Linked DNA regions of Homo sapiens: region 1 is linked to region 2. Evidence: read pairs that join two places in POLR2A ChIA-PET (ENCODE). Cell type or tissue: GM12878. All regions are shown on one strand. Each heading gives the region's core, and the rest is flanking DNA. Links, peaks and the distances in the headings are about the cores only. Region 1 overlaps TMOD1 (tropomodulin 1). Region 2 holds the start of TMOD1 (tropomodulin 1).

The links. ChIA-PET counts read pairs that join two places held together with the same protein. Peaks named below come from ENCODE experiments on the same cell type or tissue, not always from the same donor. Only the 100,000 strongest peaks of a DNase experiment are listed, where the experiment ranks them.
Region 1: POLR2A ChIA-PET joins it to region 2 with 30 read pairs; 7 of 35 experiments call an interaction of 5 or more read pairs at or near these places.

What each region holds. Positions count from the first base shown.
Region 1 is chr9:97,552,772-97,567,560 of GRCh38, reverse strand. It overlaps TMOD1 (tropomodulin 1), which reads right to left. Exons shown (of 10, transcript NM_003275.4): 4 at 14,161-14,280; 5 at 4,740-4,829; 6 at 3,393-3,523; 7 at 1,606-1,713. Among named protein-coding and RNA genes, the nearest start is that of TMOD1-AS1, 44 kb to the right of the region's middle. RefSeq lists enhancers at 8,008-8,427, 8,438-8,547, 10,101-10,602, 11,311-11,812. In GM12878, for the core only: no CTCF peak of the experiment used is centred there; a DNase peak (open chromatin) is centred at 8,260; H3K4me3 peaks cover 825 bases; H3K27ac peaks cover 2,791 bases.
Region 2 is chr9:97,494,032-97,508,820 of GRCh38, reverse strand. It overlaps TMOD1 (tropomodulin 1), which reads right to left and starts at 7,155. Exons shown (of 10, transcript NM_003275.4): 1 at 7,018-7,155. It overlaps TDRD7 (tudor domain containing 7), which reads right to left. Exons shown (of 17, transcript NM_014290.3): 17 at 12,696-13,158. The coding sequence ends at 12,938. RefSeq lists a cis regulatory region at 5,152-5,169, an enhancer at 5,088-5,232 and a silencer at 6,619-7,338. In GM12878, for the core only: CTCF peaks have their summits at 5,465, 6,257 and 7,298 (motif pointing right); a DNase peak (open chromatin) is centred at 7,608; H3K4me3 peaks cover 3,638 bases; H3K27ac peaks cover 3,185 bases.

The DNA of each region.
Region 1 (14,789 bases), core at 4,390-12,389, 58 kb before region 2:
CTGATCCAACTGGACATGCTGGTGGCTGAGCAGGTCCTGGAGGCCCTGTCTTGCCAGGTGTTAACTCCTTGTATGCTGGGTCCCAGTGGAGGAACCGGGGCCAGGAGAAAAGCTAGGGCAGGCGGTGGGGGCCCTGACAGAGCTCTGGCAGCCTGATTTACCAACTGGCCCAGAAGCATCTCAGTGTTTGACACGGGCATACTGGTGTGCATAGGCTGATATCAGCTGTTGGTCTGGCAGAGTCCATGCCCAAAAAACATTTGTGGACCTGAGCTGAGGGCCAGAATGGATGTGCTTGGTTTCTGACCCATGACATAGTAGCATACAGGGCATGTGGCTTTGCCAGCTGTGTTCCTATGGGCAAGGAACCATGGAGATCTGAGGTCAGAGGTCATCAATCCAGAGGTTCCCCACTGACAGCAATGAGAGACTGTGAGCTATTTCTATTATTTCAAAAATATGAAAGAACACTGTCTTACCTATTTTAAGAATCAGAAAAAAATCGATTGCTACTAAATGGTTAATTACTAGCCCTGATAAACTAGCTTCTGCCCTTCTTGCAGGAATCTAGCTTTGCAGTAATTGCACTGTACTGTTACCCTTTAGTTGTCTGCTTGGCCAAATGGACCAGAATCTTTATGAAAGTGGAAGCTGAGACTGGTCACAATTGTATTCCCAGAACCTAATTCAGCGTTGGGCACAGAGAGACTCTCAATACATATGTGCTGGATGTTTAAAAAGAAGAGTTGATGGCTACTTCAGAGTAAGTACAATTTAATTTGATCAGAAATATCTTTTGAGACTTATAAAATAAAATTGGTCATTGGGACCTGCTGATGAAACCATCATTTTTATTTTTTTAAATTTTTATTTATTTATTTATTTATTTTGTGATGGAGCCTCGCTCTGTCGCCCAAGCTGGAGTATAGTGGTGCAATCTCGGCTCACTACAACCTCCGCCTCCTGGGCTCAAGTGCTTCTCCTGCTTCAGCCTCCCGAGTAGCTGGGATTACAGGCATGCACCACCAAGCCCAGGTAATTTTTATACTTTTAGTAGAGACGGGGTTTCACCATGTTGGCCAGGCTGGTCTCGAACTTCTGACCTCAAGTGATCCACCCGTCTTGACCTCCCAAAGTGCTGGAATTGCAGGTGTGAGCCACTGCGCCCAACCAAAACCATTGATTTTAGAGATGGAAAAACTGAGGAACAGGGAAGGGCAGGCTCTTGTTCTAATATGATGTGCCGAGTGAAGATTTAGGGGTCACGTGACTGCACTGGACTTGCAGGTCCACCTCTCACTTGCTGTGTGACTGGACAAAACAAGTTGCCTGACCTCTCCGAACCCTAGATTTTTTAAGTGCAAAGTGGGGAGAACTGCACATCTGAGACCAGAAGTGGGTGTGAGGATTGGCCAGGATGACGTGTAGGTGGTGCCAGGTGATGGCTGTTCCCTCTACACCCCTCATGGCTCCTGGTCCAATGCCTTCCACTGTACCACATAGAGCTCTTTGTTAGTGGGATACAACCAGTCCTGAGGCCACATATTTCAACCCTTCTGTTTCAAGGCCCCCAGCCACAATGCAACAGAACAGAAAGGTACATACATACGCCACGGGGTCATTACTCCGTGTCCCCACGATGCTGAACTTCTTCACATATGAGTTTTCTTTCAGGGCTTCTGCATATGCCTTGAGGGTGGGGATGGGGATATTCTGCACAAAGAAAGGCAACAGAGAGAGTGACCAGAAGCCTCCTCTGGGACAGGCTGAGGCAGGTGGATTAGCCTGGCTACTCTCTGATTCCTGGCAAGTCTCTGGCCAAAAAGCTGAATGGGCAAAAGGTTTAGGCTTTGTCCCGGACGACTGAAATCTGGGGAGAACTTTCTGGTAAACAGATTTAGAAAATCCTCCCTGAAAATTTCAGATAAGACCTGTAACCTCTTTCTTTGTGCACTTGGGGGCCAGAGAAGAGGCAAAAATTAAGGCGTGTAGTATTGTGCAAAGAGCTAGGACTAGGGGTGTGAGAGGGGCTGGAACCTGGCCTTGGTCCCAATGATCGGCAATGTTCCTGACTTGCTAGGTGTCTCTGTGGAAGCCTCCTGCCCTCTCTGGCCCTGTTTCTGGAAAACAGGTAAGGGGGTTGCATATGATACTCTTTAAGAGACATCTACCCCAGGGGGTCTCTGCTCCAGCGGCACATCAGAGACTCCTGGGGAACTTTTACAAAATGGTGATGCTTGGGCCGGCCCAGAACAATAGAATCAGAATCTCTAGGGTCAGGCCTGGGCGTTGGTATATATTTTTTAATCTTCTCAGGTGAAAACCACTGATCTGGTCCAACAGGCTCACAGTGCAGAGGAGAAACTGAGGCCCAGAGGAGGCTGGGGCCTCACAGGGAGATTCCATCCCTCATGTGGCCCTGAGGCAGCATTCACTGCCAGTGGGCAGCATTCTGAATTGTGCCAATGTCTCCTACTGGGCACATGAAAGAAAACATGGCTGTGTTTTTACCAATCTCTCAGAGCGTCACTTTAGCTCCCATGGGAGCAGAGCATGGGGAGGCCAGGTGGGGGTGAACACTAGGGTGCAGGTTTCCAATCTGATGGTGCCGTGGGGCTGGCAGCTGCTTAAAATAAAGTGGAGAAGGAAAGAAAGTGGAGCAGGGGCATGGGGGGCTGGCTTCTAGTCTTACCCCCACCCCCCTCCCAGAACTAATCCACTGGTCTCTGGGCTCAGCAGGTGGGTAGAAAGCTGCATTTGTCTCTGAATTCTTCCTGCGGCGGCCTGTTCAGGGTGAGACTGCCTGTCCACCTGTCCCTCCCCTGCCCCGGGATCACATAAGGAAATGTGCACAGAGAAAAGGGCAGACAGCTTGGGATATCGCTTTGGACATTTTGGCCAACAGCTCCCTTCTGTGGCTGTAAAACAAGGCTGAATATGAACGTGATATAGCAGCAGCGATGGCACAGGGGAGGGGCCTGCCCAGGGCCTGTGTTACCCCCGAGCCTAGTGGGCACCGGACTTTTCCAGCCTTGAGATCCCATGCAGCAGCGTGTGTCTGACTCATGATTTTATCTCGGAGAATCTCTCAGTGTTTTGAATAACGTGGCAGGTTTCCAGATCAAAGCTGGGTTGGCCCGTGCTAAACATCTGGGCCTGATATCATCCTCAGAAAGAAACCAGGACTGCCAGATGCACTTGTTTACACTGCCCACCCCTCTTAAAGGCTCCCATTTGCAAAGGTTTTGTCCCTATTCCCAATGCAGAAACACCCAGAATCCAAACAGGACCCTGTTTACTCTGCACAACCAACCCTGGACCGTTTGCATTTGGGTGACATGGTTCCCCCTCCCCCAGCCACACACAGGTAAAGTGAAATAAATGGACCTTACCCGGATATTATTGAGGTTAACTTCTTCAAGTTTTGGGTCGTTGTTCTTTATCCGTTCCAGCGTTTCCTCTACGTCTGTTGAATTTGGTTCTTCGTCGGGCACAGGCTTGTATTGTGTGGGTTTAATCACGCCTAGAGTGACCGATGAAAGGGAGGTGGCTCACAGAAACAAGGGGCTCACTTTCTGCCAACACAAAGATACTGTGGAAGGGAGCATGTGCAGGGTTGGGGCACGTGAGGGCTGCACATCACAGGGGCTGGGTGGGGGTAGGGGGCACCACTCAGAAGAAGCCCCGCAAGGGAGCCAGGAGGCTGGGGTTCTACTTGGACTCTGCCTTTGACGTCCTGCAAGAACTGGGTGAATTACTTAAACTCTCTGAACCTTGGGTCTACATCTGTAAGGCAGGGCTAGTCATTTTCCCGGGGCTCATGACCTCAGTGGACTCTTGGGAGGCTAAGATGAAGCCCGGATGGGAAAGAAATGCATCAATCTTCCAGAGGGAGGAATAATTATTTTTTTTGGCAGCCTCATTTCTGTTTGGGGCCAAAATGCCAGCTTTGGAACAATGCAGTGGAGTAATTAAGGCAATGCAATATTGGCACAGGAAAGGACAAAAGGGCTCATGAAACAGAGGAGGCACCTAGAAACAGATCCATGTGGATGATAAAGGCAGGCCCCAAACTAGTGGGGAAAGGATAAATCTTGCAAGGAATGGTGTTGGGACCACTGGATATTAATTCGAAAAAATGAAAGTTTGGTCTCATCCCACAGCACACACAAACATGAACTCCAGGTAGATTAAGAAGTTGAATATAAGGCCAGGTGTGGTGGCTCATGCCTGTAATCCCAGCACTTTGGGAGGCTGAGGCAGGAGGATTGCTTGAGTCCAGGAGTTCGAGACCAGTCTGGGCAATGGTGTGACCTCATCTCCATACAAAATAAACAAAATTAGCCAGGCATGCTGGCATACACCTGTAGCCTCAGCTACTCAGGAGGCAGAGGTGGGAGGATCGCTTAAGCCCAGGAGGTCCAGGCTGCAGTGTGTCAAGATTGTGCCAATGCACTCCAGCCTGGCTGACAGAGCAAGACCCTGTCTAAAAAAAGAAAAAGTTGAATATAAAAAGTAAATCTCTAAAACTTTTAGAAGAAAATATAGGAGAACATTTCTATAATACTGGGATAGAGAAGGCCTTTGTAAACAAGACACAAATCCCAGGAGACTCAAAGGAAAGGATGAACAGATTTGGCTATATAACATGTTAAAACTTCTGCAATGAGCCAGAGAACATCAGTGAGTGGAGGAAGCAAGAAGCATGAGGTCCCTCCTGGGGGCGGGCGCATACTCACTGTTGAGCCCCTCCTTGTTCATGATGGAGCTGCTGCTCAGGGCCTGGTAGTACTGCTGGTTACTCATGAGCGTGTGCATGCCCAGGATCGCTGCAGGGACAAGGGAAGGGCTCATGATGTGCCTCTGCAGACAGAAGAGCCTCCTAGGGACCCACACTCCAAACCCCGGGAACTCTGGCTCACAGAAATGGCAAGAAACACTTGCATGAAAACTTCAAAATTTTATTTTACTTTTACTCTCACCTCTATTGATGTGACTCTGAAATCCCCAGCCCCAGCCCAGGCTGCTCTGCCCCTGGCCTCTGATTCCCTGATGTCCTGCTGGCACATCCAGCTCAACGTGGCCAAACCAGAATGGCTCTTTCCAGTGACAGCCTCTTTCTTTGGAAGGCTCTCTTTCCATCTTGTCATCCTGCCTGTCCCTCAGGGTAAAACATCAGGGAATGTGGCACCTTCTCCCCATAAGCCCATTTGACCATCCCAGTGTCTCTGAGATCTGTCCCCCTCCCATCCCATCATCTCCATCCTAATGGAGGCCTGATCATTCTTTGGCTGTATTGTCACAGCTGTGTCATCACGGGTGTCTTGGTCTTGGCCTCTTCCTTCCCTCTACCTCCCAGCATGCAGCACAAAGCAGCTGGAAAGCTCTTTCTGGAAATGCCAACCTGATCTTATTGCTCCCGTGCTCAGCCATTCTTTCATCCATTCATTTGTTCAACATGTAATGAGGCCCACCCCAGCACTGTGTGCTAGGCTCTGGTGGGGACAGTGGAGAATAAGAAAGACTGGGTCTCCGCTCATGGAGCTGAAAGTGTGCTGGGGGAGAGAGGAGCCAAGCAAGTTCCCACACAATGAAAAACCAGCACAGGGTATGCTGAGTGTGGTAGAGGAAAAAGTTCAGTCCTAAGACAGCATAAAAGAGGAACTTGGGATGCAAAGGAGGAGTAAGTGTTGGTCAAGTTAAGAGAAGGGCTATAGAACATTACAGGCAGAGGAATGCAGGTGGGAAAGCCTCGAGGTTCAGAGAGTGGCAGGCCAGTGAGGGAGGAAGGTCAGGTTGGCATTTCAGGAAAGACCTTTCCAGCTGCTCTGTGCTGCATGTTGGGAGGTGGAGAGTAGGAAGAGGCCAAGGCCAGGACACCAGTGATGACACAGCTGTGACAATCACTGCTGGGGGAAACAGGATAGAAGCTGGATGTGTGGCGGTAATAATCAGACGCATGGCAACACCACCCCTCTCACTGAGCACATGCTCTGGGCCAGGGAAGACACTTTGTATCCATCATTCCCAATTTGGCTGCACACTGGAATCACCTGGGGATCTGTTGAAATTCCTGATGCCCAGTCCCACCCTAGACCAATTAACCCAAAATATCTGGGGGTGGAGCTCAGGCACCTGCATTTTTAAAGCTCCCTGGATGGTTTCAATGAGCAGCCAAGGTTGAGAACCATTGCCTGACACTCCCCTCCTTGATCTGCCCAATAACCCTCTGGAGTAGATTTTATTCACCTAGGCAAGGTCAGATTCTACAGGGTCTTCTAGGCTGAGTAAGGAGTTCGGGTGTCTTTTCCTAGGAACAGCCTGGGAAGCCATTAGAGGCTTGAGCAGGAAGTGAGATGGTCTGACCTGAGTTCTGATTATTGTGTTGAGAACTCACTACAGAGGGGAGAGATGGATGTGGCTGCAGAGCTGTGAGGCTGTTGCAGCTGTCCAGATGGGAGGACAGTGGCTTGTACAGCCAAATCCAAACCCAGAGCCTGGCTTCACAGGCCTTCCCTGGGCTGGCCCCACCTCACCAGTGTTGTTGCACTCCCCCTCCCAACAGCTTCTCTGCTCCAGCTACACAAACAGCCCCTGCTCATAGCTGCTCCTGCTTTTGCTAGTACTCTCCCTTCTGCTGGTGATTCTCTGCACCCACTTGACTTGGAATTTTAGATAAACAACAAATTTTTTTTTTTGAGATGGAGTCTCGCTCTGTTGCCCAGGCTGGAGTGCAGTGGCGAGATCTCGGCTCACAGTAAACTCCACCTCCCAGATTTAAGGAATTCTCTGCCTCAGCCTCCCGAGTAGCTGGGATTACAGGAGTGTCATCCTGTAATTTTTGTATTTTTTATATATACAATATATAAATACTTTATATATATATATATACAATACAAAAAATATTGTATTTTTTGTCGTCCGGCTAATTTTTGTATTTTTAGTAAAGACAGGGTTTCACCAACTTGGCCAGGTTGGTCTTGAACTCCTGACTTCTTGATCCACCACCTTGACCTCCCAAAGTGCTGGGATTGCAGGCGTGAGCCACCTCGCCCGGCCAACACCAGATTTTTTTTTAGCTAAGTACGCCCCATTCAATATTGGGACATATTTGTTGTTCTCTGAAATTTGAATTCAATTGATCATACTGTATTTTATCTAACAACTCTATGGCCCTATCCTTCAAGACTAGGAGTAACTCTTCCTCCTCCAGGGAGTCTTCCTGGATTCCTCCTCTCCCTTTCTAATTCTCCCACAGCACCTGGTGTATGCCTCAGAATCTATGTGGTGTTAGACATATCTAGATACACGTCTGCTTCTGCTACTAGACTGTAGGCTTCTGGAGGTCAGAGAAGGATATTTTCTCTTCCACCTCTCCCTGAATACGGTATTTAGCAAATATTTGGTGGTGATTTTTTAAAAAATATCCAAGTCACTTGATTAGATATGGTTTCCTGTTAGAGAGACAATATGGGAGCCCTTAATGAAGAGTCAGGAAACCCAAGTTCCAGCCCTGACCATGCCCCTGATGTCAGTGTGACCTTGGGCAGTTCTCCTCCCCTGTCTAGGCTTCAACCTCTCTTTCCAATGAGGGCTTGAGACAAGACCAGTGGCTCTCGGTCAAGGCTGCACACATGGATCACCCAGGGAGCTTTAAGACCATATCAGTGCCTCTCTCCATCCTGGACCAACCAATCAGAATCTCTGGAGATAGATAGATAGATAGATAGATAGACATATATATATATATATATATATATATATATTTTTTTTTTTTTTTTTTTTTTTAAATTTTTGAGGCGGAGTCTCGCTCTGTGGCACAGGCTGGAGTGCAATGGCATGATCTTGGCTCGCTGCAACCTCCACCTCCCGGACTCAAGCGATTCTCCTGCCTCAGCCTCCCAAGTAGCTGGGATTACAGACACGTGCCACCACGTCCAGCTAATTTTTGTATTTTTAGTAGAGACGGGGTTTCACCATGTTGCCCGGGCTGGTCTTGAACTCCTGCCCTCAAGTAACCCGCCTGTCTTGGACTTCCAAAGTGCTGGGATACAGGCTTGAGCCACCACGCCCGGCCGATTTTTTTTTTTTTAAACCTCCTCAGGTGATTCTGTTGCTGAGTGAGAGTCGAAAACCACAAGATGAGATGATCTCAAAGTCCTTTCTGTTTCTCACATTCTAAGATTCTTCTCTGCTAAAATTAGACTTGCTTGTTCATCACTAAGAGAACTGGTGGGGAGAGAGGCATCTGCATTTTTTCAAGCTCTCGTGGGTTTTAATTTAGGCTGCATCTACGTGGGCAACAGAAGCTGAGGCCTGAGTCAGCAGCAGGTGAATCAGATCACCAAGAAGGAGTCCCATTCTGGGGCAGGCTCTCCAGCTCCCACGGAGCAGCTCACGGGGGTTCTGGGATGTGCTGGGGTTTCGTACAGGTTTTGCGGGGATCATATAAAAGATGTAGCCTCATATGGCTGACTGGTGTGGCTTAGAGTGGAGAGAGGTGGAAAATAGAAAGTGCATTTGGCACACAGATGCCAGCTTCCTGTGATGGTCTAGAAAAGGGATGGAGGCGGTGAAGTTACACGAGACTGCTGGGAGACCAAGAGGAAGCAGACCTGCATTTCAGGCTGAGCCTTGGTATGAATTTTCTGGGTAACCCTGTATAGGTCACTTCCTTTTTGGGGGCTGGGGGGACGCTCAGTTTTCTCACCTGTAAAATGGAGTGTTTAAACTGATCTCTTACCTACCCATAGGACTTAGTGACACAACAATTTCTCATGTTTTTATCCTGTTTGACTTTTACAGTAAGTATCCAGGGGCTGGGCACAGTGGCTCATGCCTGTAATCCCAGCACTTTGGGAGGCCGAGGTGGGTGGATCTCTTGAGGCCAGGAGTTCAAGACCAGCCTGGCCAACATGGTGAAACCCCGTCTCTACTAAAAATACAAAAATTAGCAGGGCATGGTGGCACACGCCCGTGATCCCAGCTACTTGGGAGGCTGAGGCAGGAGAATTGCTTGAACCTGGGAGGTGGAGGTTACAGTGAGCCGAGATCACGCCACTGCACTCCAGCCTGGGCAACAGAGTGAGACTCTGTCTAAAAACAAACAAACAAACAAACAAACAAACAGCATCCAGGGTAGCTGTGGTAGACCCCCCACCCCCAACTTTTCCAGCAAGCTCAAGAGGGAAATGGTTCGCCAAAACCATACAGCAAAGACTCTTGTGGCTTTTAAGTTAGTATTCTCATTCACTAGGTCACTAGCAGTTCTAAAGTTCTAAAACTTCCCTTTGACTTTGGCATCCTAAGGACAGATAACATATATTTATTCTAGGAGGTTACATATGTTAACAGCAGGGCTAAGAAGAAATAAAACCATTTTGCAGCTCAGAGGAAATTAGAATTACAAAAAGGAAGGACGAAAAGAAGAAAGGAGGGAAAGAGGAAGGAAGGGAAGGGCCCAGCTAGATTTCCACTGATGGGCAGAATGCCTGGGGCTAGTATTACCTTCTGCCAGCCCTAGGCACAAAATCGCAACTTTCCCTCTCACTTGGTTTTGTGCCACACTCCACGTCAACAGAAGTGAGTGACGGGAGAAAACGGCACATCAACATTGCCTGTTGCTTCATTCTTTGTAGATATTGGCAAGGCTGAATTTAGCACTGGGGAACTTGATTTTTTTTTTTTTTTAAGTCTAGATCTTCCTCAAAACTCAAAAAGGACTATTTTTGAACTCTGAAAAAGAACATTGAGTTCTGTTTCCTCTCCCTGCCTTGGCAGAGTTCACTCATTTGGTAATTCCACTCAGGACGCAGAGAGATAACAGCACACATCCCCGGCTCCTCCTGCTGCCAGCTGCTCGGGCTGGCTCTGGGCAGATGGCTGGAAGATGTTCTCCTGCATCCCAGGGACAGGTGGGAGAAACTGGCTCCAGCCCAGGACTTGGATGCAGTTGAGCTGCTCCTGGATAAGATACACCCTGCCACTGGCAGGGTAGCAGGACAGGTGCCTAAGCACACGGAAGTAGCCAGAAGCCAGGGGGTGGCCTGGCTAAGCCTGTCTCTGATAGCTGCAAGACCCCCAGGTTGCCAACTGCCCTTGGGGGTGAGTGGCCCGAGGCTGTCCCATCTAAACGATGAGTCTCCCTACCCCACTTCCTTCCTGGGTTCTGCCCCACCTGAAGGGTCCCTAAAGCCAGCCAGCATCACCTCCCTGAGTGGGCAGGGGAGGCACTGCGAATTACAAGTGCTTGCTGACTCCCAGCAGCCTCTGACCTACAACCCTGTAGGCTATGCGCCAAGAACTTAGCCCTGCCAGGAACCTGTGCACTCTGCTTGTTGCCCAGCAGGGACGCTTTTAATGTTGAAATCTACATGTTGAAGTGATAAAAGATTTTAAGGTTAAAAAAAAAATACATGTTTCTCGTCTGTCCTCCTCATCACCTCCTGGGCCTCCCAAAGGCAAGGACTGGCTCCTGTTCATCCTAGTATACAGTAGGAGTTCAATAATGTGCACTGGCTTAGTGAGCAGTTAGGTGAATACATGAGTGATGCATCTCACCCGTGTCACACCTGAGTTAGGAGGGCACACCTGAGCTTGCCCTCCAGGCTCCTCCCATCAGCAGATAGCAAGCCTGCCAGGCCACTCCGTTCAGAGGGGCCTGCCCTCCCCAGCCCGGAACCGCTCCTCCTGCCGCTCCCAAGCCCTGGACCTTCTCCGCACTTTCTCACTGCTACTCTTCTGCTCCTAGGCTCTTCTCCATAGCTCTTCCCTGGTCTCCCCCAGCCCTACCCCAAGTGCCTCCCTCACACGCTGTACTGATTCTGTTCAGACGCTCACTCTCATTTGTCATTTCATACTTACCTGGTGTTTGTTTAATGTAGACTCTGTGAGGGTGGAAACTGGGCTGTTTTCTTACCATTCTTTTGCCAGAGCCTAGTCCAGAGACTAAATGGACAGCACTGACTGTGTGTGTGAGTGAGCAAGCCAGAGCTGAGCTGATGGAAATGTTCCACTTGGGAGACAGGCCATACCAACTACAGGTGACCTGGACGCCCCATGTCCTCCTCTCCCTACTCTTCTTCCTCCAGTGAGTTACCCACACTCTTGGTCCCAGTCACCCGCTCTGTGAAAAAGGCTCCAACCACCCACCACTCTCTGGTGGGCCTGCTCCGCCCAGCACCTCCAACACCATGTTCGAAGTCCAGCCTTCATCTCATGCGGAGTTTCTGAAGTCAGCTCTCGGCAGAGCACTCCTCATCAGCCACCCAGCCTGTTTTCTGCTGCCTCAGGCTAGAAAGACTGGTACCATCTCAGCTGCTCGGCCTCTGAGCCGGCACTAGGAACAGCTGGGCTCTTGGTGAAGCTGCATCTCAGATGCAATCTCACAGCTCTGCCCAGGCCTCGGCCTCATCGAAGGCCTGCCTCCTCCATTCCCCCATCCTCCAGAACACCCCCTCCTCTCCACTCAAACTCCTGCTTCCATCTAGCTCTCCTTCATGCCCCTAGTCCCAAGTTTCATCTCCTTGGTGTGGCATCCAGAGCCTTTTCTAATGTGACCCCCTCCCCGGGTCCCCAGCCAACTTCTCCAGCCTTGCCCATCACCCTCTGTTGCCTACCCTCTGTGCTCTGTGTCCTCCCCTACCCTGGAGGGCTTCACTCAGGTGACACTGGGTGATGATGCTGCACATAGGCCCTAGAATGAAGTTGCCTGGGTTTAAACCCTTTGGGCAAGGCATTTAACCACACCTTGCCTACTTTCTCCATCCATAAAATGGGGACAGTAATAAAATTTCCTTCATAGGATTGTTTTGGTCAATAAATGCAATAAGGTCTTGAGAGCAACTCACATAGAACCTGGGACATGGTAGGTGGTCAAAAGTGTTCAGTCCCTCCTTCCCCAGAGATGCTGCCATCTTTCAAATGTCCAACATCAAATGACAGGCATCCAAGGTTAGCCAGTTAACACTGGTGTAGACTTACAGCTCCCCTCTCCTTCCCAGACTTCGGCAGCATATTGCGTCGTTACAGATAACAATAAATAGCCACGCCAACAAAAATAAAGAGAAGTAGTTTCAAGAAAGCCACACAGAAACGTAGCACAGAGTTGCAGCTCTGACCTGGCACAGGAACCGCAGGCGCCGGCAGTCATTTGATAATCCCTTTGAGCTGCCTAATGAGGGGAGTGACGTCATGAAGCGTGATTGGAGGAGAAAGTCCAGGGTAAAAACAGCCCCAGTCCATGTGGAGATGCCGCACCAAGGCATCAGCCACCTCCCTGCCTCACAGATTAACCCGACCTCAAGGGACTTCGGGGAGATGGTTTGGTTGAAGTGTGATGTATAATATACGGGCTCAATGGAGGATCTACTGTGACTCGTGTGGCTTCTGACAGAATAAATCCCTGCCCTAGCAAACTAGGTTCCGGAGTTAAGTGCTACCTTCCCAGCTGGGTGAAGCACTCACTGCTTCTGTACTTCATAGTGAAAGGGAAAACCATTCTCTCTCAGTCCCAATACCCTTCAAGCCATTGCCCTTTGTCCTTCAAATTCCCTGTCTCCTGAGGAAAGGGCTGTCTGGACTTGGGATCTACACACTGGCTTTCCGCATTCACTCCTCAGGTCCCCCAGACCTGGCTTCACCTGTCACCACCCAGAGTGCCCCTTGTGTATAGTTGAGTCTTCTCACTGCCCCTGCACATCCCCCAGTGGCTCCCCCACCCCTGAACGAATGTCACCAAAGTCATGCACAACACTACTCACAAGTCGCAGAAGGCAGCTGTGGCCTGTCAAGTCCCTGGTGCTGGTGCTGGTGCCCTCCCACCTCCGCCGTGGCCTCTGGGCTTACATGCCTCTGAGTCTCCTGGCCAGCCCTGAACCCTCACTCTGTCTCTGTGGCTCCTGCATCCAATTCTGCCCATCTTGATTTGGCCTTTGGTTCTCAGCCTATTTGTGGCTAACTGATCCACATTCCAGCTTTGCCCCATTCCCACGATTTGCACCCCCGCCCCCAACCCCCACCACCAAAGGCTTCTACAAGGGCCATGTATTCTTTCTGGAGCTTGACAACACTAATGATGCCCAAATCTCTATCTTGAATGGGAACCTCCTGTAGCACTCCAGAACTTCCTATACAACTGACCCTACTTGGGTGGCCCACAGGTGCCTCAAGTGCCACAGGTTGTAAACTGAACTCTGTATCTCCCCTCTTCCTGCTCCTCCCTTGCCATCCATCACTAATGGCACCGACACCACTTAGTGTCTGAGGTTACCCTGCTTCACTCTTCTACCTCACTCTCACAGCCAATCAGTCACAGGCATCCCCTTCTACCCTCTCCCCTGCCCACCTGCCTCGAGCCTTTCCCCACCCCGCCCACCCTCCTGCCATCACCTGGGCTATGATTAGCAGTCTCCAAGCCTGCAGAATAAAAACCCACCCACTCCCTGGATCAGAGAGCACAGTAGGTGGGGAGGGAGTGCACAAGGTGCCGGATGTGGCCAGAGCCTGACCTTCCTGTGGGGATGGAACACCACAGCAGTGGGACAGAAACTAGACAGGAGCAGCAGAGAAGTCGGGGGAGGCAGGGAGTGGGGCAAAGGGCTCTGAATATCAGGCCACCTTCTGGAGTTTTGGGGGTAGTTTTTGAAGATCATATGGAAACACATATGAAGATGGAGGGCATGGGGCAAATATGCGATATACAAGGGTGACCCCTCAAAGCCGGCTCACTGAGCCAACTGCAGGCAAAGTGCAAAGTTGTAAAAATCAAGCCCTTAGTGAGCCTCCCAAGCCAAAGAAACCAGAGGCCCTCTGTCTGTTTTCCCTCTATCCTCTCTTCCCAAATGGTTTGGGCAGGATTCAACGCTAATGGCTGGGAAAGGGCGTCTGTGGGCTCTCCCTGAGATACACCCACGTCCCTCTGGCATGGGGTCTCATGGCAACAGCAGATGGCTCCCTGGTGTGGTGGGTTTGCGTGGTTTTCTCTCTATTTTCCTTGTTTTGGTTTTTGAGAATGGATTGTTGTTTGAACACTCTCGGTCTCCTCTAGTTCTTGTTAGAAATAGAGAAGGTGTTCATGCTGAAATGAGCCCTACAAGGCTCCCTGCAGATGTGGGTCAAATCCTTCTGGAGGATGTGGAAAGCTCCTGGAACGCCTCTTACCTGCAATGTCACAGAGTTCTGCATCTGAAGCATTTGCCAAGGCTTCCTCCAGCTCCGGTTCCAGCGTCACACTTTCCAGCACAGGATCCAGTGGCTTCTGCTTAGGAACCCAGACCTTTCCTGCAAACACACAGGGGACCTGTTACGGGAGTGGCTGCAATGGAACAGCCTCTGGTGGACCCACAGCCCTGCGTGGACCATTGTAGAGCCCTGTGGGTCCCTCCATGCTGAGAGTCCCTTCAGGTTTCTCCCTCTGGGGACCAACTTCTCCAAAGAATAGGAATCAGGGATCTCCAACACAGCACCCCTCACACTTGAAAAGAATGATTTTATAACTTGGTCCAAGCTGACTACCCTCTATCAAAAGCATTGGTCATGACCAAACAATCTGTAAGTAGGAAAAAAATATGAAAGAAAAATATAATAGAATGCCAGGGTATGGGATACCTTAACCAAAGGTTCTGAGACCTTGGGAAATGAGAGAAAAATGTATAAACATTTCTAAACAAACAAATAAAATATGAAAAGGGAGAAAAATAATGCATCCTTGCCTCATTATCATATTTTTAAAGTGTCAGATTCATAACGGAATAAGGGGAGTAAAGAGGTACGTATGAGGACAGTCACTG
Region 2 (14,789 bases), core at 3,525-11,524:
TAATTACATTTGTAAAGACCATATTTCCAGAGAAAGGTCACATTCTGGGGTGCTAGGTGGGCATGACTTTTGGGGGGGACCCTGTTTAACCCAGTAAGTACACTGACCAAGGTCACAAAGCTAATAAGTGGTAGAGCCAGGATTTACATCCAGGCAGGCCATCAGTACTCATTACCAGTACTCCATGCTGCCACCTTCCCATAATATAACAGCTCACGCTTACATAATATCCCAGGCACGTCTTAAGCATTTTACATATAAGAACTAATTTCATCCCCACAACAACCCCAGTTTATAGATGGGGACACCAGGCACAGAAATGTTAAAAGTTGGCTGGGTACGGTGGCTCGCACCTGTAATTCCAGCACTGTGGGAGGCCGAGGTGGGTGGATCACCTGAGGTCAGGAGTTCGAGACCAGCCTGACCAACATGGCGAAACCCCATCTCTACTAAAAAATACAAAAATTTGCCAGGTGTGGTGGTGTGCACCTGTAGTCCCAGCTACTCGGGAGGCTGAGATAGGAGAATTGCTTGAACCTGGGAGGCGGAGGTTGCAGTGAGCTGAGATCGCCCCACTGCCCTCCAGCCTGGGTGACAGAGCGAGACTCTGTCTCAAAAAAAAAAGAAAGAAAGAAATGTTAAAAGTTACCTGAGATTACAGAGCCAGTAACTAGTAGACCTTGGATTTGAATCCAGCAAGGTGGTCTCCAGAGTCTGTGTGTGTGTGTGTGTGTGTGTGTGTGTGTGTGTGTGTGTGTGTGTGAATCAGGAAGATAGATTGTGTTTCATTATGTGTCAATTGCTATTTAAGGCCCCCCAAAGGACTAATGAAGGATTTGAGTCTGCCCTTCATTGCTCCTAGGTTCCCTGGCCTTGTGCAGACTGATCCGGAGTCCGCCTTAACTACTATGCCCTCTGTCTAGTGGCCTGTCTTGACAATATACTGAGGATTGGGGTTAAGAAAATAGTTCCCTCTCCTGAAAGACTGATTGATGTTCTTCCTTCTACTATCAGACACCAAGAGTCCTCCCATTCATCTTGTCCCCCCCTTTCCCCTTGGCTGCCATGAGTCATCTCAGAGCCAATTTGAGTGTCCAAATACAGTTGTCATCTTCAGCCAGGGCACTGGCATAATTTTCTCTCTTTATTCTCTGTATCGGGTGCTCTTAACCCGGACTTTTGAATAGGCTTCAGGGGAATCACACACCCACTGAAATGATATGCAAATTGTTGTGTATATGAATATATTCATTTTTGTGGAGCAAGAATTCATAAGCTCTAATCAGATTCTCCAGGAGTTTCGTGATCTTAATCTTCAGGGTTTCTGCCTGTCTTTCTAGAATTTCTGTTCTTACTAGTTGCATTGGTCATGTAGTTTATTTTTTAAGCCATCTCAAGCCTTTTTAATGCTGTAAGTGGAATACAATGTAAAACCATAATAAGCAAATGCGTGCAATGTTGCTATCCATTCTGAATTTTTAAATCTCTCTTGGTTTGCATGGAGGAAGTCTGTCCTCACGTCTCCCTCTCTCTTACCTTCACTTTGCACACTTCTGAGTGGTTTTGATGTCTCAGGGTCTCAGGTGTCTCAGGTTCCCATCCCAGCACTGCCCAGGCACCCATCTTGTGCTCATAGATCCAAACTTGCAAGAAGTTTGCTGACCAGAAAGAGCCCTTGATTTTGATCCAAGGCACAAATGAATTCATTTGTAGATTTAAAAATCCACTATCTTAATGCAATGGCCAGGAGGAAGCTTTGTGGTAACTAGCACTCACCTTGGTGTTCAAAATGTGGTGGTTTGTAGATACTAGTCAACACCACCTGACTAGATGTTTATTAGAGCTTATTAGGAATTATTAAGTTTATTTTCTAATCAACTTATTAGAGCTTATTAGAAGCAAGGAGCTTTTTAGAAACTCAGACTCTCAAGCCCCATCTCATACCTACTGAACCAGAATCTGCATTTCTGAAAAGATCCCAAGTAATTTCAATGCACATTAAAGTTAGAGAAGCACGGATATAAAACAAGAAGACTCATTTCTCAAGTTTGTCAAACCCTGGAGAGCACTTCAGTTTTCTGGAATTGGATGACCTGGGACAATTCCTACTAGGGTTCACTGTCCCATTACAAAAGGTAGGTAACAATACTTGCTGTTCCTCCCTCATGGGGTTACTGTGAATTTCAAATGAGCTCTTGGATTCACACTAGCTACGTATCATGATGGGGCTGATAGGAGCTGGAGAGCTGGCAGTGGGGAGCAGAATAGGTGTGGTCTCTGCCCTCATAGAGCTGATGATTTGGTCGGGTAGGAGAACATGCTGTAAATGCTGGTTGGTGTTGTGTGACTGTCCTGGTTATCACAGAGCCTTCATTCATTTATTTCATGCATTCATTCATTCATTCGGTGGTCAGCCATTTATTAAAACCTGAAGTGCCTGTACTATGTCACACATTAAGCTCTGAGCTGCACATGGGGAAGCAGAAATAAATGAGTCAGAAACCTCGTCCTCAGGGAGCTTTTAGTCTAGCCAGAGACAGAGATACATCATTGGGTGGTTCCATTTAGAACACACTCTGGCTGGTGCTCTGAGTTGGCACAGGGGGCTGTGGGGGTACAGGTAAATCAATGAAGAACTTTGCTTTTAAGGGTGATTACAAGTTCACAGACTGAGAAGAGGGAGAACAGCACTGAAGGCCGAAAGAACAGCAGGGGAAAGGCAGGGAGGCATGAAGGCACAGCATGCTTTTGCCATGGCCAGAAGGTAAAGAGAATTTGGAGGAGTGCCTAGAGATGATTTTGGAGAAGTAGCTTGAGGCCCGGTCTTAGAGGCTAATGAATCTGGTCTTTATCCCTTAGGAAATGGGGAGTCCCTGAAGGGAGACAATTGACGCAGGTGAAGATCTTTTAAGAGCAGCATGGAAGAAGGAATGACTTGAGGCAGAAATACCTTTAAGAGGCTCTGAGAGCAGCTTAGGGGAGAGAGGAAGTCCTTACTGGGGTACTGGATGTGGCGATAGAAATGGATGTAAGAGAAATTAAGGAAGGTAGCATTGACAGGACTTGGTGGGCAAATGAATGGGGTGGTGAAGAGAAAGGAATCAGGAGGCAGAGATGTCTATAGATGAGGAGCACAGTCCAGCTTGATGCAAGAATTAGGGAGTTGGGAGGTGACTGGAGTCGTGGGAGTGAATGAGACTGTGAGAGTGTGCGGTGGAAAGAGAATAGGGGTAGGAGTGGCACCAAGGCACCAACAGCAAAGCGATGGGCAGCAGCGATGAGTCTATGAAGGAGGCTGAAGGATGCCCAGAGGCAGTTCTGCTTTCCTTCATTCCTTTGGGCATGGAGAGCAACAACGCAGTGGTCACAACTCATCACCCTCCAGAATCATCGCTAGAAACGGCCCTGGGGTCACCACCCTTGAAGCCCCAGAGTGAGTGGGGCCTGAGGCTGGGGCCCCTGAGAACATGAACTGAGACAGGGATGGACATGCGTGGACGGACGCAAGCCCTTGTCTCCCTCTCCCTCCCTCTTTCCTCCTCACAGATGGTAATGTCCAACCCTTTCACAAATCATTTTTTTCTCTGAAAGAAAACCAAAAGGACATAAGAGAAGGAGAAACAAAAGGCATGCTTGAGTTTGTTTAGTTTTTCAGATCAGACAAAAACCCAGCAACACCTAACACGAAAGAAAACCTCCCAGACCGTGTCCTAAGTTGACTCCAATGAGCTCATTCTCTCATTAAGAGCAAAGAGAATTAGGTTCTATCATGATTAGCCAAAGGAAGATTTTACAAAACAAAACAAAAGAGAGGAAATGGCCCGGAATTGTGCTATCTGGTTCATGCTTTTCCATAGAAACAGGCCTGTGGTTTTAAACTGATAATGGCTCCTAGCAGCCCAATAATTGATTTATCTGGTGTTCTGGCTTTAAGGGAAAAGTAAACTGGCCTCTTTAGAAATGTTGGCAGCCTGGCTGGTCCATTAGTAAGACTGAAAAGTCAAAACATTGACTGGAAAAGGCCATTACGACCGGGCTCAGCAGGAGTCATCGATAGATGATGTCATTTCAGAAATAAATAAGCCAAGGTTATGAGGCCCCAGAGCAGGGTCAAAACACTCTTCACAGCCCATCACCATCCTCCATCGCAGATACTGGTCTGCCAGAGACATAGGGGTCTGAGCCAGGATCTGCTTCGTTTTACCTTTTTTTGCTCATTCCAGGGGATGAAGGCCACCTGCAGAGTCTGTGACATTCTGCAAGTCACTAAGGAAGGTCCCCAATCCTCATTATGGGCACACCTTTTAGATTCCCCTTTAACTCTCTCCCCTCTCCTGGGTTCTTCTCACTACTTGCCATACTCTTTATCCTAGAATGCCTGCCTCCCTTCTGTTCCTTGTCCTCAGTTCCTGCTACCTTCCCTCTCCCTTCCTTTCTCATCCAAGCTTTTAGAAAGAGTTGCTGGCTCTGTTGAGAGCCTTCTTCAGCCTACAGCCTGAAGAAGTGGAGAACTTCTTCAGCTCCTGTTAGCTCCTGCCTTTCCCCCTCACCACAACGAATACTATCATTGCAATATCAGGCTCTGGGCTGAGGGCTTGCCCTGAATCATCTCACTTAATTCTCACAAGCAGCCCCTATGAAATGGGGCTATTGTTGTCTCCATTGTATGAGGAGAAAACGAGGCTCAGACAGGCTGGGTCACTGGCAGATCTCATTTTTTGAGCCTGCTGCAATACCCTGGTCTAAGTCACTCATGATCCCTGCCAATCCTGATGGTCTTTTCCCAGTCCTCATCCCCCTACTCCTGTCTCTCCACAGCAAGTGACACTGCCCACCTCTGTCCTCCCTTGGCACCTGGGAAAGCCACTGTCTCTCACTCCTTCCCCAGCTCCTCCTTACAGGATGGGTCATGCTAGAAAGGCTTCCAAGGAAGACTCTAAGCCCTCTCCACTCCAGGTCCACTAGAGACCACCTTGTCTGCCCCCTCATTGCTCAAGGTTCCTCTGAGTGGGTGGCAGAGTTGGGGCTGGAGCCAGATATCCTAACCTCCAGGCCAGTCCACCTCCCATTGCTCAGAGCTGCCACACCTACTTTGTGTTTTCTGTTTTTGCTGAGCTGCAAGAAAACGCCCTACCCTGAAGGAGGGAGAAGGTGTGAGACCCTGATAAGGTGGGGCGGAGGCTATTTTTAGAGGACACTGGCTTTCATCTTAGGCTGGGAGAAACTCAAGGGTCAATGACTCTCTAAAACACGGGTTTGTAAGACTAGCTCATTAAAGATAATACACCAAAGTGACAGTATTCTTGTTTTCACTCTGCCTGTTGGTTGTGTGGCTCTAACTGATGGAAACTTTATTATCTGACTCCATTTCCCGTTAATTCTTTTTTCTGTAAGTCTTTGAGATGGCTTTAGAAAAAAACACATAACAGAAAGTAAAGTAGAAGCAAAAAGGAAACTTCAGGATGAGGGCGCTATTGTCCAGACAAGGTAAAGTCCAGAACAGCAGCAGATTCAAGAAGAGGGGGCATTGATCGGGTGCTCCCAGAGCTCCCGGACCTGCCTGAGCAGTGGGAAGGGTGCGGAAAGAGATGGGAAAGGCTGGGAGACTGCAGAACTTCTGGCGTGACCGGCCCTGTGTGACCTTGAGCAGGGGGCTCTGCGGCCCTGCACAGAGGACAAAATGGCAGTCACCTCTGGAAGAAAGATGGGGTGGGGGCCCTAGGGGTTCTCACGCTGAGGGCCCAGCACCTGGGTTCAGGGTCTGGTTCTGCGATTCAGACACGGAGGAGCTTGGGCCAGGTCGTCTCCGAGAGTCTGAGGGCATAGGGCGAGGGCTGGAGACAGGGTCTGTAATAGTAGCGGTGGGTGAAGGGTGTAGGAGGGGGCGGCGCTGCGCAGGTTGGAGGACGCATCATAGGCCCGATATAGACCGGGAAACTGTGGCCAGGGAGCGGCTGTACTGGAACCACTGCCCCTGCCCAGCTCATCGCATCTGAAGCTGCGTGGCTCACAGGCTGCTTTGCCGGCTACGGAGCAGAGAGATGCCCATAGGCACCCCAAAAGTGCACTTCCTAGGGTTGTACGGCTTAGGATATCCGACGGCCTTAGTGAGTCCCAGGATACGATCGAGTCTGGGGCAGTCAGTCTCCGATTTCTGCAGCGTCTCCGCATGTGCGCGGCTGGGACCCCAGCGTCCCAGGCCCGGAGAGGGTGAACAGGTGTGGGGAGCGCAGGCGGCCAAGAGCGCGCCCTGCAGCTCTCAGGGCTTGGGCTCCCAGCTCCATCGCGGCTACCAAACCTCGCCCCTACAAATGGGAGACTGAGATCCAGAAACAAGAGGGGGATTGCCAAGGCCATGCCGAGAGCCGGCGACAACCTGGGGCTCCCGCCTCCAAGCTCTTTCCAGCTCCACTTGGCCGCGTAGCGCGTGTCGTGGTGCTTTAAACCTTGTCTCTCCCAGTTTGGGAAACTTCACCTGCCCCAAACACTCTCAGCGCGAACCTGGGATCCACGTCCAGTCGAGCCTTTACTCCCCCACTCCCACCCCCAGACTCTTGCAGGCGGAGAAGAGGCCGCGCCCCCGAGCCCAGCTCCGGCTGGCACCTGTACCCAGCTGAGCACCCCGCGGGCTCAGAGCCCCGCCGCGCTGGAGTCCTGCGGGTGGCGGGGGCGCCCCTCCGCCAGGACCCCAGCCCGGGGCGCCGTCTCCTCCAGAACCCCGGGTCCTTCTCGCGTTCACAGACGCGGTGCGGAGGTCCAGAGCGGAGGGCGCCCTGGCCAGGGCTGCGCGCGCGGGGAGGCGGGGACGGGAGCGCTGGGCTCGGAACCCCGAGACCCGGGCTCCCTAGCCCCAGAGGCAACCCGAGGCGGCAGCTATTTATAGAGGGAGCCACGCTCAGTCCCTCTTGGCGGCGGCGGCGACAGCTGAATATTTTGCCCAGATATGGCTGAGGCCCCGGAGCGGGGGCAGGGAGCCCCGCGAGCGCGAGGGGGACCCCAGGCGGGGTGGGGGCTTACCCGGACGCAGAGCTGTGGGGCCGGCGCGGACGCGGGCTGCGGAACAGGCGCGGGCGGCGGGCAGATGGACGCGGGCGGAGGCCGCGGTGCTCCGGCGGGCAGCGGGCGGGCGAGCGCAGCGCGGGGCTGGACGAGCTCCCGGGCGGCCGCGGGCGGGCGGGAGCTGTGGGCTCGGGGGTGGGAGCCAGGGGCGGGCCCGGCTCGGCTGTCACCGCGCCCCGCCCCGCCCGCCGCCGGCTCCCTCCTTCCCCCCCCCTCCACTCGGGGGCGCCCGGGCGCAGCGCACTTCCCCGTCGGGACGCGGCCCTGGGCCGGGAGCGCAGGGGAGTCGGGCTGCAGCCGAGCGAGCGCGGGCCCCTGCCTGGGTCTCCTCCGCTTCCCCGCTGGTACCAGGAAGAGTTTGAGCGACGGTAGAGTTATGTGGGAAAAGGTGGGCAGATTTGCATTCCTGTGGGGTTTAGAATTTAAGATTTTGAGAATCTGAAGTCCCCAGAAGTGATGGACCAAAGCCAGCTAAGCAGCTGCTGCACCTTCACCTCTGATTGAAGCGCCGCTCCGTCCGTTTCCCAGCAGCGCGGCCAGGTGGGCTCTGAGCCGCAAGCTTTAACCGCGATCGTTTTGTCTACACGTAGTTCCAACACGCAATCGAATACATTCTCTCTACACTGAGAGCGAGTGGAGTGTCTAAAATACTGATTTTAAATGACCACAACAAAAAGACCCAAGTTCTTAAAAGGCTTTTTTTTTTTTTTTTTTTTTTCAGAACAAACCACTTTAGGTGGTTTATTCCAAATACAATTTTAAGTGTTTTAATAAACAAATGTCTCATGCAAAGGAATTTATATAGAAATAGGAAAACGTCTTATTTTGGATTATTATGGGAAAGCTTTTGGTAGGGTAGACCTTAATAAAATCAGCTCTTAATCCTGATGTATAGATTATTAATGAGAAACACTCATTAACCAAATTTTGTTTCTCAAGAAAATGAATTTCTCTAAAGTCCTCACAATGAGAACGCTCTTTTCAAGGGGTATATGCCATACATTTAAAAATAAGCAGTGATCTAATATTTCAGATTATTTTAAAACATTTTTGTTGTGAATCGAACATATAAGAACATACAACATAAGTTATGTTGTATGTGTAAACAAAATAAATGTGCAGCTTCATGACTTTTTACAACGTGAACACCTGTGCAACCAGTCACTCAGAGAACATTGCCTACAGCCCAGAAGCCAACCTGTCCCTCCTGGGTCCCAACTCCCTTCTAAAGATGATCACTTTCTTGACCCTTACGGTGATCATGTCCTTGTTTTTTTTCTTCCCTCTGTAGTATGTCTTCATTTGTTCAAATCTGTTGTTAATCTGTGGTTTTATGCAGCTGTAGTTTTTCACTGTATGAATATGCCACAGTTTAAAAAAAAATCCATTTGACTATTAATGGGCATTTAGGTTGTTTCCAGGTTTTAGCTATTACAAATAGTGCTGCTGCGAACATTCCTTGCCAGAATCCTCCTGTCCACGCGCACAGCCTGCTGTTGGAAGTGCTGGGTGATAGAGAAAGCCTAACCTCAACTTCGGCAGAGATAAGCCTGAACTCTTCCAAAGTTATAGTACCATTGTACAGTGCAGTTTCCCATCTTCAACAACACTTGAAGTTACAAAAATTGAAACACTTTAGAAATTCTGATATGTGAGTAATGGTATCTCATTGAGGTTCAAACTTGCATTTCCCTATATCCTAATGTGTTGAGTATCACTTCATATTTATTGGCCAGTTGGATTTGTTTTGTGAATTGTTCAGATTTATTGTCCATTTTTCTTCTGGATAGTCCTGTGTATTGAATAGATTCAATGGTGTGTGTATCCTCAGTTATATTCCACTCTTTTGCCTTTTCACCTTATTAACGTATTTTGATAAACAGGTGTTCTTAAATACAGTCTGGCAATCTTTTCCCTTATTGGCAGCACTCTGTGTCCTGTTTAAGAACTCTTTCCTGTTCCTGGGTTATAAAGTTATCTTCCTATGTTATCTTCCCACCTTAGCCTTTCATGTTTAGGTTTTTTGTTTGTTTGTTTTTGTTTTTGTTTTTGAGATAGAGTCTTGCGCTTTGTTGGCCAGGCTGGAGTAAAGTGGTGTGATCACGGCTCATTGCAGCCTCAACCTCCTGGGCTCAAGCCAACCCCTTAACCCCCACATCAGCCCCTCAAAGTGCTGGGATTACAGGCATGAGCCACCATGCCCAGCTATTTAAAAAAATGTTTTTTGTAGAGATAGGGGACTTGCTATATTGCCCAGGCTGGTCTGAAACTCCTATGCTCAAGCAATCCTCCCGCCTCAGCCTCCCAAAGTGCTGGTATTACAGGCGCGAGCCACTGTGCCCAGCCTCATGTTTAGTTTTTTGTTTTTTTTTTTTGTTTGTTTGTTTTTTTTTTTTGAGACAGGGTCTCTGTCATCCAGGCTGGAGTGCAGTGGCGCGATCTCGGCTCACTACAACCTCTGCCTCCCAGGCTCAGGTGATCCTCCCACCTCAGCCTCCTGAATAGCTAGAACTACAGTTGTGCACCACCACATCCAGCTAATTTTTTGGTAAAGACAGGGTTTTGCCACGTTGCCCAGGCTGGTCTCAAACTCCTGGCCTTAAGTGATCCGCCCACCTCAAAGTGCTGGGATTACAGGCATGAGCCACCATGCCCGGCCAATGTTTAGGTTTTCAATCCATCTGGAATTGACTTTTGAATATGGTATGAGGAAGGGTTCATTCACATTTCATTTGTTTGTGTCACACTGACTTAGCACTAATTTTGTGGTTACATCAAGAAACAATCTATTGCTTTATTTTAAAAAGTAATGGACTCCTCCCCCTCCCCCTCCCCCTCTCCCTCTCCCCACAGTCTCCCTCTCCCTCTCCCTCTCTCTCCACGGTCTCCCTCTGATGCCCAGCGGAGGCTGGACTGTAGTGCCGCCATCTCGGCTCACTGCAACCTCCCTGCCTGATTCTCCTGCTTCAGCCTGCCGAGTGCCTGGGATTGCAGGCGCACGCCGCCACGCCTGACTGGTTTTCGTATTTTTTTGGTGGAGATGGGGTTTCGCCATGTTGGCCGGGCTGGTCTCCAGCTCCTAACCACGAGTGATCTGCTAGCCTCGGCCTCCCGAGGTGCCGGGATTGCAGACGGAGTCTCGCTCACTCAGTGCTCAATGTTGCCCAGGCTGGAGTGCAGTGGCGTGATCTCGGCTCGCTATAACCTCCACCTCCCAGCCGCCTGCCTTGGCCTCCCAAAGTGCCGAGATTGCAGCCTCTGCCCGGCCGCCACCCCGTCTGGGAAGTGAGGAGCATCTCTGCCTGGCCACCCATCGTCTAGGATGTGAGGAGCCCCTCTGCCCAGCAGCCCAGTCTGGGAAGTGAGGAGCGCCTCTTCCCGGCCGCCATCCCGTCTAGGAAGTGAGGAGCGTCTCTGCCCGGCCGCCCATCGTCTGAGATGTGGGGAGCGCCTCTGCCCCACTGCCCCGTCTGGGATGTGAGAAGCGCCTCTGCCCCGCCGCGACCCCGTCTGGAAACTGAGGAGTGTCTCTGCCCGACCACCACCCCGTCTGGGAGGTGAGGAGCGTCTCTGCCCAGCCGCCCCGTCTGAGAAGTGAGGAGCCCCTCCGCCTGGCAGCCGCCCCATCTGGGAAGTGAGGAGCGTCTCCGCCCAGCAGACGCCCCCTCCAGGAGGTGGGGGGCAGCCCCCGCCCGGCCAGCCGCCCCGTCCGGGAGGGAGGTGGGGGGGCGCCTCTGCCCAGCCGCCCTGTCTGGGAGGTGGGGGGGCCCCTCTGCCCGGCCGCCACCCCATCTGGGAAGTGTACCCAGCAGCTCATTGAGAACGGGCCATGATGACGATGGCGGTTTTGTCGAGTGGAAGCGGGGGAAGTGTGGGGAAAGGAAAGAGAAATCAGATTGTTGCTGTGTCTGTGTAGAAAGAAGTAGACATGGGAGACTCCATTTTGTTCTGTACTAAGAAAAATTCTTCTGCCTTGCAAAAAATAAATAAATAAATAAATAAATAAATAAATAAATAAAAGTAATGGAAACATTTCTAAAGTCAGTGAAATAGAAACCTTTTCCTAACCTGTAGACAATTTGAGGATTTTTCCATTTTTTTATTAGAGAATGAAACAATTATTAAAAACATACCAGTTTATTTCACTTAAACATTTCTGTGTTGGGATATTTTTATTTCATCATAAGTGATAAATCACTGGCATTCAGCACTCCTGAATTTTGAATCACTTGTTGTAAATACTGAGTTTTAAAAAGCTAGAGATAATTTTGACATGTTTAAAATGAAAAACTTCAAATATTTGGTCTCTACCTTCCTCTTTCTGTTCTCATTTGTTTCTGGATTTTTCTCAAATAAAAACAAACAAATGACATTGAGAATTTTTATTTCCAGCCTGGTTTTTGCCCCTGAAGTTTATTCCACATTTCCAAGATTCTGCATATCTTCACATGGAAGTCTATTAGCTCAAATTCAGTGTGTTCAAAATCAAATTTTTAAGCTTCCCACTCCCCCACTCCATCTGAGTAAGGTCCTAGGCTCTCATACCTTAAGACTTGGCTTCACTCTTCCCAATCTGTATCTAAGCTGTCTAATAATTGTAATTAAAAACTTTACAAGGTCATCAACACTTTTTCTTCAACACCATTGCTCCACTCTTAGTCCAGGGCCTCCCCACCTCATCTTTGGACCACTGCTAAAGCCTATAACCTGTCTGCCAATCTATCTGCCCATCAATTAGCAAGCACAAAAGGAGTGCCTGATGTGTGTAAGATGCCATTCTGACGGCTGTGGATGCTCAGACGGTGGTGTGCTGGAGAGCCTGTCATATGCGGTCTCAAGAGCTGCTTAGGTGAGTCTCTTCCCAACTCCACATTCAGTCTTGTCATATTATTAGCTGAAAATCAACAATGGTGGGACCATTTACAATATGAGAATTTTCAGACACTACAAATCAAGGCTCAGCTCCCCACTCAACAGAACCAGTTGTCAAACATTTACTGGTATATCACCGGAGATGACTAAGACCCGTCCCTCTTTCAGGGAGACCATGATCTAGCTGGGGTAATCGGTGCACAGACTAGTCATATACTATAAAACACAGTGACATATGGGCACCAAGAGAGGCATGATCAAAGTACGATGGAGTAGAAAGGGGTACCAGAGAAAGCTTCATGGTTGGCCCAGGAGGTCAGGCAGGACACTGACAAGCAAAAATGATGGGAGGAGAATGAGATGCAGGTTGACAGAATGGAATAAGCAGGGGTTCAGTGACCAAATAAAGGTACAGTGTGGCAGGGAGTGGTAGATAAGGAGGTTGGGTAGGAGGATTGTAGAAAGCCTGGGTCCTAGCTGGACTCTGTGGGCAATGAGAAGAGAAGCCACTCAAGATTTGGGTTGAGGGTCACGTTGGTTTGCCTGGGCTGCTCCTCTAGAAATGCTGATGTGTTAAGACTCAGGATAAGTCCTCACATGCTTTGGTGATCACTTGCTTTGAGATACACTACTACATCAGGGTAGAGTTAAGTCATAATAGTCTCAGCTTCACTGGAGAAGAACCCAGCTCTGCAAGGAAGACAACATGAAACGGAAGCTTTCATCTTAAGATCATGAAGCCTAGAAATTAAAAGGTAGTCAGCTTTTATATTGATAAACATTTTTATTCTAATATTATAGTAATAATTCAAGTACAATTTTCTTTGAAAAGTCAACTCTGTTAAAACAAAACTTGTTAAATATCTTTCATCAAACATAAGCATATTCTTTTCAATCCCCCACAGCAGTCAGAGCCATGTAGCAGAGTTAAGATTTTTTTTAAGCCTACTACATTTTGTTATTGCTAAAAAATCTGAATTAGTTGTCAAGGTTTCAGAGGCAGTCATTAATTAACTTTTGAAAGCTCTATCAGATACTCTGACATAAAATCATGAATCCAGGTATCGGTGTCTGGCAACGATGTGTCCACTAAGTAGACCACTACTTTCCGGTCCCAAGGGTTAGCATTTTCAATGACTGTCTGCACCAGTGCCACCAGAGGTTTCTTCTCCACATGATTTCGAAACACCATAGAAGCCTCCTCAGACCACTGGTTGCACTTCACTCCTAGGAGGAAGAGAGGAAGAAGAGGGAGCAGTGAGGAGTCAAAGGAGCTTTTCTTTGATCCATTATGATGGAAAATTATTTAGTCAATTCCAAAGTAACTTAAGCATCCCAGGTTAGACTTGCCTGAACTGAAAAACGGTTACTGAACAATCTTAAAACACTCCAGCTTATAGTTTTTCTACTCTGAATGGAGTCACTCTGGAAATCTTTAACTAAAAAACAAGTTTCATTTGAGACTTAACATTGTATTATAAAATGAGGTAATAATGACTACTGTACAACCCCCATAAAGTATATGCATATTTAAACTAATAACAGAATAAAATATCAATATCATATTAAATGACATTTCTTTCATTAAAAATTTTTTTTCTGATGGACCAAATATCATAAAAAAAAAGAATTATTGTATGATTCATTTACAGTATAGTTATTTAAAATTATACACAGCATCGTGGGAAAAGCACTGAATTGAAAGTCAACAGACTCAGTTACTATTCCCAGCTTTTCCTCTATCGGGTGGTGTGGTCTTAGGCAAATCAGCTGATCTCACCTATGATAAAAGAACCTGATTGGATCAGATCATGAGAAATCAAGTTAGAGAATTCTAAATTCGATTTTAAAACAAAACTGGGACAAGAAAGTACACATTGGCCGGGCACAGTGGCTCACACCTGTAATCCCAGCACTTTGGGAGGCCAAGGCGGGCAGGTATCTTGAGCTCAGGAGTTCGAGACCAGCCTGGGCAACATAGCCCAGCCCTGTCTCTACAAAAAATACAAAAATTAGCCGGGTGTAATGGCCTGTGCCTATAGTCCCAGCTACTCAGGAGGCTAAGGGAGGAGGATCGCTTGAGCCTGGGAGGTCAGGGCTGCAGTGAGCCGTGACTGCATCACTGTACTCCATCCAGCCTGGGTGACAAAGTGAGACCCTCTCGAAAAAAAAAAAAATATATATATATATATATACATATATATATACATATTTCAAGAAATACAATTAAGTCCACATATACTGGATTACATAAACTGTAAATTATGCCCCAAAGTAATTAAGATATGGAAATTTCAGACATAATTTTGGAAGACTTGCTATCTATATAGCAAATGGGCTAAATTCTTTGATTATTTATTTCCCACAAGAGAAGCCTAGAAATTTCATTTTATCTGCAGCAGCCCTGACAATCTTTGAGCCATGTTATTTAAGAAGAAAAAAGGTAACCCATTGGTAAGGTAAAAGATGATTCCACAGTATGGCTCCCTTTCTTCTAGGATTCAGAAAATTTTGTGCATGGCCATGGTGCACTGATGCAAAGAATGCCCAGGTCAAGGCCAGATGTAATGAAGCAACAACTCACTGGTGTTGTGGGAAGTCAGGAACCCCAAATGGAGGGACCGGCTGAAGCCATGGCAGAAGAACATAAATTGTGAAAATTTCATGGACATTTATTAGTTCCCCAAATTAATACTTTTATAATTTCTTACTCCTGTCTTTACTGCAATCTCTGAACATAAATTGTGAAGATTTCATGGACACTTATCACTTCCCCAATCAATACCCTTGTGATTTCCTATGCCTGTCTTTACTTTAATCTCTTAATCCCATCATCTTTGTAAGATGAGGAGGATGTA